Linked DNA regions of Homo sapiens: region 1 is linked to region 2. A link is an interaction called in ENCODE POLR2A ChIA-PET data of the cell type or tissue named here. Cell type or tissue: PC-3. All regions are shown on one strand. Links, peaks and the distances in the headings refer to the core of each region. The heading gives the core; the rest is flanking DNA.

Region 1 (4,401 bases), core at 1,150-3,649, 330 kb after region 2:
TGTTCAAAGACATTTCTGAGTAACGACCTTACCTGAACATGTGATAAGTCACTTTCCTTGAACTGCTGTAGTACAGACAGAGCTCCTTCTTCATTAAATTCCCTGAGAGCATCAATTGCTCTTTCATCAAGATCGACATAAGCTACCAATCCTAAAAATTAAATTGAAAGGGGTAACGTTATTGCAACAAAAGGGGTAATCTAAGCTCTACTGACGTTTAATCAAGAATTGTTACATTCAATATGATCACTAACAAACTGTATTTTCATTTAACTATATGCATATACGCAGCTATCCAAATACTACATAGAAAGGTCCAGGACAAATATGAAAATAAAGATAAAATGTCAACAACCAAAAACATGAATTTCAATCTCCATATCCACAAACCTCCCCCGCCAAATCCTAACATCCATTTCCCACTCCCCCAAAGGTATAAGTCTTGAAAGTTAAATCTGATGTACATACTGTATTACAGATTATGCATTAATACAACAAATTTTGGTTTATATTAGAGTGATAAGAATACATTGCGTTTTCCAAGGATAAACCTTCAAATTACAGACGGTTACAGTTGATGCTAACCACCTAAGAGGTGGAGGAAAATCTGAAAACAAATTTTACTAAGTAATTCTTTCCACTCTCCAAAAAGTGTCAAAAGGCTTTCCCTCCTGAACACCAAAGATAAACTGAAATGCATTTGTTTATCTGAGCATCCACTTTGCTGCAGTCAGAATGTGGAAAGGCATAATTTTAAACTTCTACAAATGCAAGTGCAGCTTGATTAATCAATTCTGAAAGTCATACTTTAAGGCATTCTTTGTTCTTCTGAAGTGACAAGCTGAGATTTAAAAGATGCTGTGGCATTCACATTGACTGTCAAGAACGACAATCATTTTCAAATGGCAATAAAGACTTTATGGTCTTACAAGTAAACTTGACAGAAAATATATACACTGCATTTCATATATGTAAGTATATTCAACTGCACACAGAACATCTACTAAGTTTAAAATATAATTTCTTAAGTCTGTTAAGTTTGTGTCATATTTACATATGGAATATATTTCAGAATTGATCCAACGTAAAATGCAAGTATTTCGTAGATTAAAACCCCCAAGTTCATATGAACATGAAAAGTGACTCCATTTTGATAAAGCTAAAAAGAACTTTATTCCATATAGTAAATTTTAAATAAATGTAATGCCACTTCCAAAGTTACTTTTTAAAAAAGTTGCCATGATTTGTTTCAAAAGCTCGAAATGAGCATGTGTAAATAACTGGAGCTGCCTCACTTGAATATTCCATACCACCACCCGAAGCCACAACTCAGGACACCCATCAATCCATTTTGTCAAACCAAGTCTACGCCCAAACCATCAGCCTCTTATCAATAACAAAACACTCTACAAGAGAGCATCTCTAAGCAGATCACTGCCAATTCTCTATGGCAGAATGTCACAGAAAGTTCCTGAGGACTGATTTTCAAATGCGACCATGACCCAGGAGTCATTTTTATAAGTCATTTTAATGTCTAAAATTATGCTAAGCTTCCCAGATTTAAAAATTTTTTAAGGACAAAAAAAAAAAAACAGCTATTTGCTACTACTGTACTTAAGACACATTTGTGAGTGAGACAATTCAATTCTCTCTCAGAATCTGAATAGGCACACACAACACAGAGGAAGAAAGTTTCCATCTATGTCCCCAAAGGAGGAGGACACATTCATTTATGAACAACGCTCCCTAAGGGTAAATATTTCTCTCCCTCTTTAAAACTTCAAACCACTTACAACCAACTATATTAAGATGTTCAAATTTGCTTAAGCACTTAACCATGGCACTTCTGGATTAAAAAAAAAAAAAAGAAGCAGCTGTTACAACCAAACACTTCCAAATTACGGAGAGATGTGGATTTCTATTAGAAACTAGACAAGCCACAAACTCTCAAGGAGTCTGACATTTATTATGGTTTCAGACGATACAGCTATCCTCTTGTTATGCCACCTAATCAGACCTAAGCTGATTTAACAATCACTTTAAGAAGGTAAAAGTAGAAAAGCAAAAGCAAAATGATGACTGATTTTGATTAAGAAAAAAATGTAAAATTTGGTATGCAGAAACATACATTTTTATGGGTGGTAAATCTAAGACAAATCGATGTGCTGTTCTGAAACAACTAAGACTGCATATTCAACACTAAGAAGGCTTCAAAATAATGAAATAAGAGTATCAAAGTCAAACCCAATATGCCTTCAATGAAGGGAAAGTAACAAACATTCAGCTCTACAGATCAGAAACAATAAGTATTATTTAACCTTAAAAAACTATAAAATTCAAAGTGGTTTGCCCTCACTTTCATAACCAGTCAGAAACAAGAAATGCATATTATACCTGTCTGAAATATTTCATCAAGTCTTTCTGCCACCTTCTGTGGGAGGCCTGCCTCTATCAGTGTCTTGTAGTGTTCTGTGTGAGTTACACTGGAAGTATCCATTGGTTCTTCCTCTTCTTTTAACTGTACCGCATTACCATTCACCTGATTAGCCATTTTATTATGCTGCTGGAAAAAATTCAGGAGCTATATTACATTAAGCCAGAAATAACTAGTTTGTAGGACAATGCATGATTTATCTAAACTAATTTGTATACATGCTGCTAATAACCTCTATCAAAATAATAATTTATTCCTCCTGTGATGTATCTGACCTAAATTGGCAATAATAATCCTGTAAAACCATAGAAAATGTACATGGAAGCATTAGATCTTTAAGGAACTTCATGTACACCGGGTAAGATAAAGGCTTTAATTTACTGAAGGTAGAATTGCTGATTAACAAAAGCAGCTGTTCTGTCCTGGTGAAAAGATCAAAATCACTACAAAATCCTTTACTAAAAAGCCCCTCAGCTCTCGGGTCTTACACAGTTTTAAAAAGTTTTGTTTTAAAAACAGAATGAACACCCACAGACCACTTAATCAAGATTTAAGGACTTTCAAATTTTCCTGGCTCTGCTTCAAATACAGTATCGGTGTGAAATAAGTGCCCTGTTTTCTCTAGTTCAACATGCTGGTGGTTTGGGTTTTCTCCACCTAACAATACAAAACGAAAACAAAAAAAAACCAACTTGACATTAATTTTTGTTCTAAGATTAATTCGCTATTCCCACAGATTTAAAAGAAAAAATGACCAAGTTTAAAAGCGAAACAATTGTTTTCAGTCCAAATAAAATACTAAGTGAGCTATAGTTTAGGTTGCTTCTTAAAAAAAAAGAGTACATGTTGAAATTTTCATATCAGTAAAATAAAGATGTAAAAACATACTGAAGAATGGACAACTTCTTCCAAATATTTCAAAAACCGTTACCTAATTAGGCTAAACTTCAGCCAGATTTCTCAGATTAACCTATCAAAAATAATTTTGTACATTCAGCCTGTAGGTAATGCTGAAATGGACTGACTCCCTGAAGAGAGAGAGTAAACAATAAACCATACAAGGCCAGTCTGTGTACTGCCTCAAAAGACAGGGAATTAAAGTGCATTTGTCTGTGGTGAAATTACAATGTGATGAAGATAATAGGCAGCAGAACAAGACATTGCAACACATACTAAATAAAAGACATAAAGGTGGATCTCAAGAAAAAGCCTACTTTTCTTGATGAAACTCAAGATACCTAGTCATCTATAAAGAAAATACAAGTCTCCTACAAAGTACTAAGACACATAAGATAACCACACTTCCCGACAGCTTATCGAACATTGTGCAAATGCACCAGGTGCAGTTTTCTGGCTTAAAACAACTTCTTTTCATTTCAAAGTCCACTGATACTTAGTTGAAGTTAACGAAAGAGGGAGGAAGACCAAGAGGGGAAGGAGGTAATAGAGAGTAGGAAGAAGAAGAAAATGCAAAGGATTACTCTGAAAATGAGATAAACATGACTCCTCACAATTACAAAACACTATTAAGACTCGATAGCCCTTAATAGACGCAGACTGTGGTTAAATTCTGGGTGGATGTTTCTCAAGACAAGCTTCAAATTCTGATGAACTAGCAAAAACGGAAACATTCGAAATGTCACACTTTTGATCAAGAAACTGTATTGTGTGAGATGAATACGTTTACTGATTAACACGACCTATTTCTATAAAGATGCATCCTAAAACACAAAATCTCCTTGCGAACATAAGGTTCTGTTTTCCCATGCTCCCCCATCCCCACATACTACCTTAAGATCATCAGAACTCAAAAGTTCTCAGTATCACAAGACCCTTACAGCATTGTACCTAGGAATACTATCAGTCACAGAAAAGAGGCAAATTTTTAACAGAAAAGTTCAATGAACATCTGTTAAGGTGGGGTTTTTAAGTATGTGTAAAGCAAAAAGACAAGTTGTGTATTAAGT
Region 2 (4,401 bases), core at 906-3,405:
GCATTTAAAATTTATTTTTCCATGCATTTCTTTATAAAGTAGTTCTCAATGGGAGGCATTCTGCCTTCCCCAGGGGACATTTGGCAATATCTGGAAATACTTTGGATTGTCATGAAATGGCAGGTGTGCTACTTGGCATCTCATGGGTAGGGGCCGGGGTGGCCGCTAAGCTAACAATGCACAGGTGACAGGTGAGCCTCCCACAATGGAGAATTATCTGGCCCAATATGTCAATAGTGCCAAGGTTGAGGCATCCTGCCTTAAAATACTTTCACTGCACATACACATCCATAAATAAGATAGGCTATTGTTTTGCCTTTTTTTTTTTTTTTTTTTTGAGACAGAGTCTCACTCTGTCATCCAGGCTGTAGTACAGTGGCATGCTCACTGCAGCCTCAACTTCTCGGGCTCAGGTGATTCTCCCACCTCAGTCTCCTGAGTAGCTGAGACTACAGGCACGCACCACCATGCCTGGCTCATTTTTGTATTTTTTTTAGAGATGGGGTTTCCTCATGTTGCCTGGGCTATTCTCAAACTCCTGGCCTCAAGTGGTCGTTGACCTGCCTCGGCATCCTAAAGTGCAGGGATTATAGCTGTGAGCCACTGCGCCAGGCTGTTTTGCTTTTTATTTTTGTTTTTAGATGGAAGCTTGCTCTGTTGCCCAGGCTGGAGTGCAGTGGCATGATCTCAGCTCACTGCAACCTCAGTCCCCTGGGTTCAGGTGATTCTCCTGCCTCAGCCTCCTGAGTAGCTGGTATTACAGGTGTGTGTCACCACACCCAGCTAATTTTTGTATTTTTAGTAGAGACGAGGTGTTACCATGTTGGCCAGGCTGATCTTGAACTCCTGACTTCAAGTGATCCACCTGCCTCGGCCTCCCAAAGTGCTGGGATTGCAGGCGTGAGCCACTGCGCCCAGCCTAGCATGTTTTTTAACATTAAATGAAAGATGTCATAATCTATGTACATTTCTGCTGTCTTCATTATTCTATTTTAGATACGTATCTATGTTCGTCCATGTTAATTTTTTTTATTTTTTTCACATTAAAGTAGTTGTTACTCTTGCCAAAGCATGTTGACATCAAACATGAAATAGGAGAGTCTGGGGTGGTCCTGATTTAACAGCTGAGGTGAGGCAACTGAGGCCTCGTGGAGGGAAGTGATTTACCCAGCACCACCTAAGAGGAAGCTGTAGAGTGGTGGTTTAGACCAGTCTTGGATTCCCCAGTCTTGCCCCATTATTTCGACACCTACCCTGTTCCCTACCCACCTAATCTAGCTGCAAATATCCCCTATCCCTGAGCTGAAGCCAAGCCCCATCTTGTGCTCACCTGCTGGGGCTCTGGGAGGGTGAGCTTGTGTTCATACTTGACCAACCAGTTGCTAAGCAACAGCAGAAGGAATAGGAACCCAAACAAGGCTGGCTTATAGCTCATCAGCCAAGCTGCCACTGCTCCTATGGTGCCTGCGGAGGCAAGTATCCCATGGAGACTCCTAAAGAGAAATATCAGTTCTGCCAGCATTATGGCGTGGAGGCACACAGGCCCCAGGACCCTGCCTCAGGCCCCTCCATGACAAGAGTCACGGCCACCCACTCCTCTGAGTCATAGCCAGCTCCCTCCCCCCACCCAGCTGCCGCATAACAATAATAATAACTCCTCCTTTGTCTGAAGCACCCACTATGTGCCAGACTCTTTGACAGGCAGTTTGAAAGCATTATCTCATGATGTCCTCACAATAGCCAGGTGATGTAGGCCTCCTCATTCATTCACCAGTACTTCTGGGCCTCGCTACTAGCAAAAAAAATGGCCAATACAGAGCCCCTACCATCATAGGGGCAAAGAAAAGTTATCCAAACTTAGACATAACTGCTTTCACAGTTATACTAGCCCATCTATTGGTCACCTGATACTTTAGGGGAAGGTAACTTTGTTTAATATAATATGTAATATTGATTAGGTTTTGGACTCTGTATAGTTAGACATTAATTTTTTATTTATTATTATTTTATTTTATTTTTGAGACAAGGTCTCACTGTGTTGCCCAGGTTGGAGTGCAGTGGTGTGATTGTGGCTCACTGAAGCCTCCAACTCCTGGGCTCAAGTGATCCTCCTGCCTCAGCCTCCTGAGTAGCTAAGACTACAGGCATGTGCCACTATGCCCAGCTAATTAAAAAAAAAAATTATTTTTTTAGAGACAAGGTCTTGCTATATTGCCCAGGCTGGTCTCAAACTCCTAGCCTCAAGCAATTCTCCCTCCTGGAGACATTAACTTTTATTATTTTATTTTATTTATTTATTTTCTTTTTTGAGACAGACTCTCACTCTGCTGCCCAGGCTGGAGTGCACTGGTACCATCTTGGCTCCCTGCAACCTCTGCCTCCCAGGTTCAAGCGATTTTCCTGCCTTAGCCTCCCAAGTAGTTGGGATTACAGGCACGCACCACCACACCCACCTAATTTTTGTATTTTTAGTGGAGACAGGGTTTCACCATGTTGGTCAGGCTGGTCTCGAACTCCTGACCTCAAATGATCTGCCCACCTCGGCCTCCCAAAGTGCTGGGATTACAGGTGTGAGTCCCCGTGCCCAGTGAAGACATCAGCTTTTAAAAAATGCTAGCCAGGCACGGTGGCTCACGCCTGTAATCCCAGCACTTTGGGAGGCTGAGGCGGGTGGACCACCCCAGACCAGACTGGCCAACATGGTGAAACCCCGTCTCTACCAAAAATACAAAAATTAGCCAGGCGTGGTTGCGGGCGCCTGTCATCTCAGCTACTCGGGAGGCTGAGGCAGGAGAATTGCTGGAACCCAGGAGGCAGAGGTTGCAGTGAGCCGAGATCGCGCCACTGCACTCCAGCCTGGGCGACAACAGTAAGACTCCTTCTCAAAAAAAAAAAAAAAAAAAAAAAAAAAAAAAAGCATACATTGCTATAGTAATTCCACTTTTGGGTATTCCCAAAGAATTGAAAGCAGAGTCTTGAAGAGATATTTGTAGACCAATGTTCACAGCAGCATTATTCACAATAGCCAAAATGTGGAAGTAACCCAAGTGTCCATCCACAGATGAATGGATAATAAAATGTTATATACACGCAATATTACCAGCCTTAAAAAGGAAGGAAATTCTAACATGTTACAACATAGATGAACCTTGAGGACATTAAGCTAAGTGAAATAAGTCAGTCACAAAAAAAAAACAAATACCGTATGATTCCACTTACATGAGCTATCTACAATAGTCAAATTCATAGAGGCAAAGAGTAGAATGGTGGCTGCCAGGGTCTGGAAGGAGGGGCAAATGTAGTCATTGTTTAATGTATACAGAATTTTGCAAGATGAAAATAATTCTGGAGATTGTTTATGCAACAATGTGAATGCATCTAACACTACTAAACAGTATACTCAAAATGGTTAGGATCATAAATTTTATGTTATGTGTATTTTATCACAATAAAAACATCTGATATGAATTAGTTATTTCTGGGGAAAAAACGGGTAAGTGCCACCACATCTGGCTAATTTTTGTATTTTTAGTAGAGACGGGGTTTCACCATTGTTGGCCAGGCTGGTCTCCTATTCCTGAACTCAGGTGATCCACCCGCCTCGGCCACCCAAAGTGCTGGGATTACAGGCATGAGCCACCACACCCGGCCAGGAATTCTTTATGTAAAAATATCAGTTTTAGTGGCTGTGATATTCCAATATAGAATCATGCCTTGCTAGGACCATGCCTCACTGAACGATGGGATACATTCTGAGAAAAGCGCCATTAGGCAATTTCATTGTTGTGTGAACATCATAGAGCATACTTAACACAAACCTAAATGGTATAGCCTACTACACACCTAGGCTATATGGTATAGTGTATTGTTAATAGGCTACAAACCTGTATGGCATGTTACTGTACTGAATACTGTAGCAATTCTGTCTAAACATAGAAAAGGTAGAAAAGGTATGGTAAAAATGTGTTATATAATTTTATGGGAACACTATCTCATATGCAGTCTGTTGTTGATGGAAACATTGTTATGCGGTGTATGATTGTATCAAATTGGTTACCACTTGTTGGGGCTTTTTAAAATTTTTATTGTTTTAGAGACAGGGTCTTGCTCTGTTGCCCAGGCTGGAGTGCAGTGGCGTGACCATAGCTCACTGTAGCCTTAAACTCCTGGGCTCAAGCAATCCTTCCACCTCGGCTTCCCAAAATGCTGGCATTACAGATGCAAGTCACTGTGCCTGGCCTTTGTTGGGTTTTTAGGTTAGTTCTCCTTTATCGTCATTACGTATAACCTGAGATACACAGTGTTGAAGTTAAATCTGTACACATACTGAATCTTTCCCTAGAATGCTTTCCTGAAAGTAGAATTACTTGGTCAAAGGGTATGTATGTTTTTAACATCTAA

The links. ChIA-PET counts read pairs that join two places held together with the same protein. Peaks named below come from ENCODE experiments on the same cell type or tissue, not always from the same donor. Only the 100,000 strongest peaks of a DNase experiment are listed, where the experiment ranks them.
Region 1: POLR2A ChIA-PET joins it to region 2 with 11 read pairs; 6 of 35 experiments call an interaction of 5 or more read pairs at or near these places.

The regions. Positions count from the first base shown.
Region 1 is chr1:23,338,458-23,342,858 of GRCh38, forward strand. HNRNPR (heterogeneous nuclear ribonucleoprotein R) reads right to left here. Exons shown (of 11, transcript NM_005826.5): 2 at 2,395-2,560; 3 at 33-151. The coding sequence starts at 2,551. Among named protein-coding and RNA genes, the nearest start is that of HNRNPR, 3.6 kb to the right of the region's middle. In PC-3, for the core only: no CTCF peak of the experiment used is centred there; no DNase peak of the experiment used is centred there; H3K4me3 peaks cover 2,412 bases.
Region 2 is chr1:23,012,553-23,016,953 of GRCh38, forward strand. It overlaps TEX46 (testis expressed 46), which reads right to left and starts at 3,300. Exons shown (of 3, transcript NM_001242521.2): 1 at 3,220-3,300; 2 at 1,331-1,493. The coding sequence starts at 3,221. In PC-3, for the core only: no CTCF peak of the experiment used is centred there; no DNase peak of the experiment used is centred there.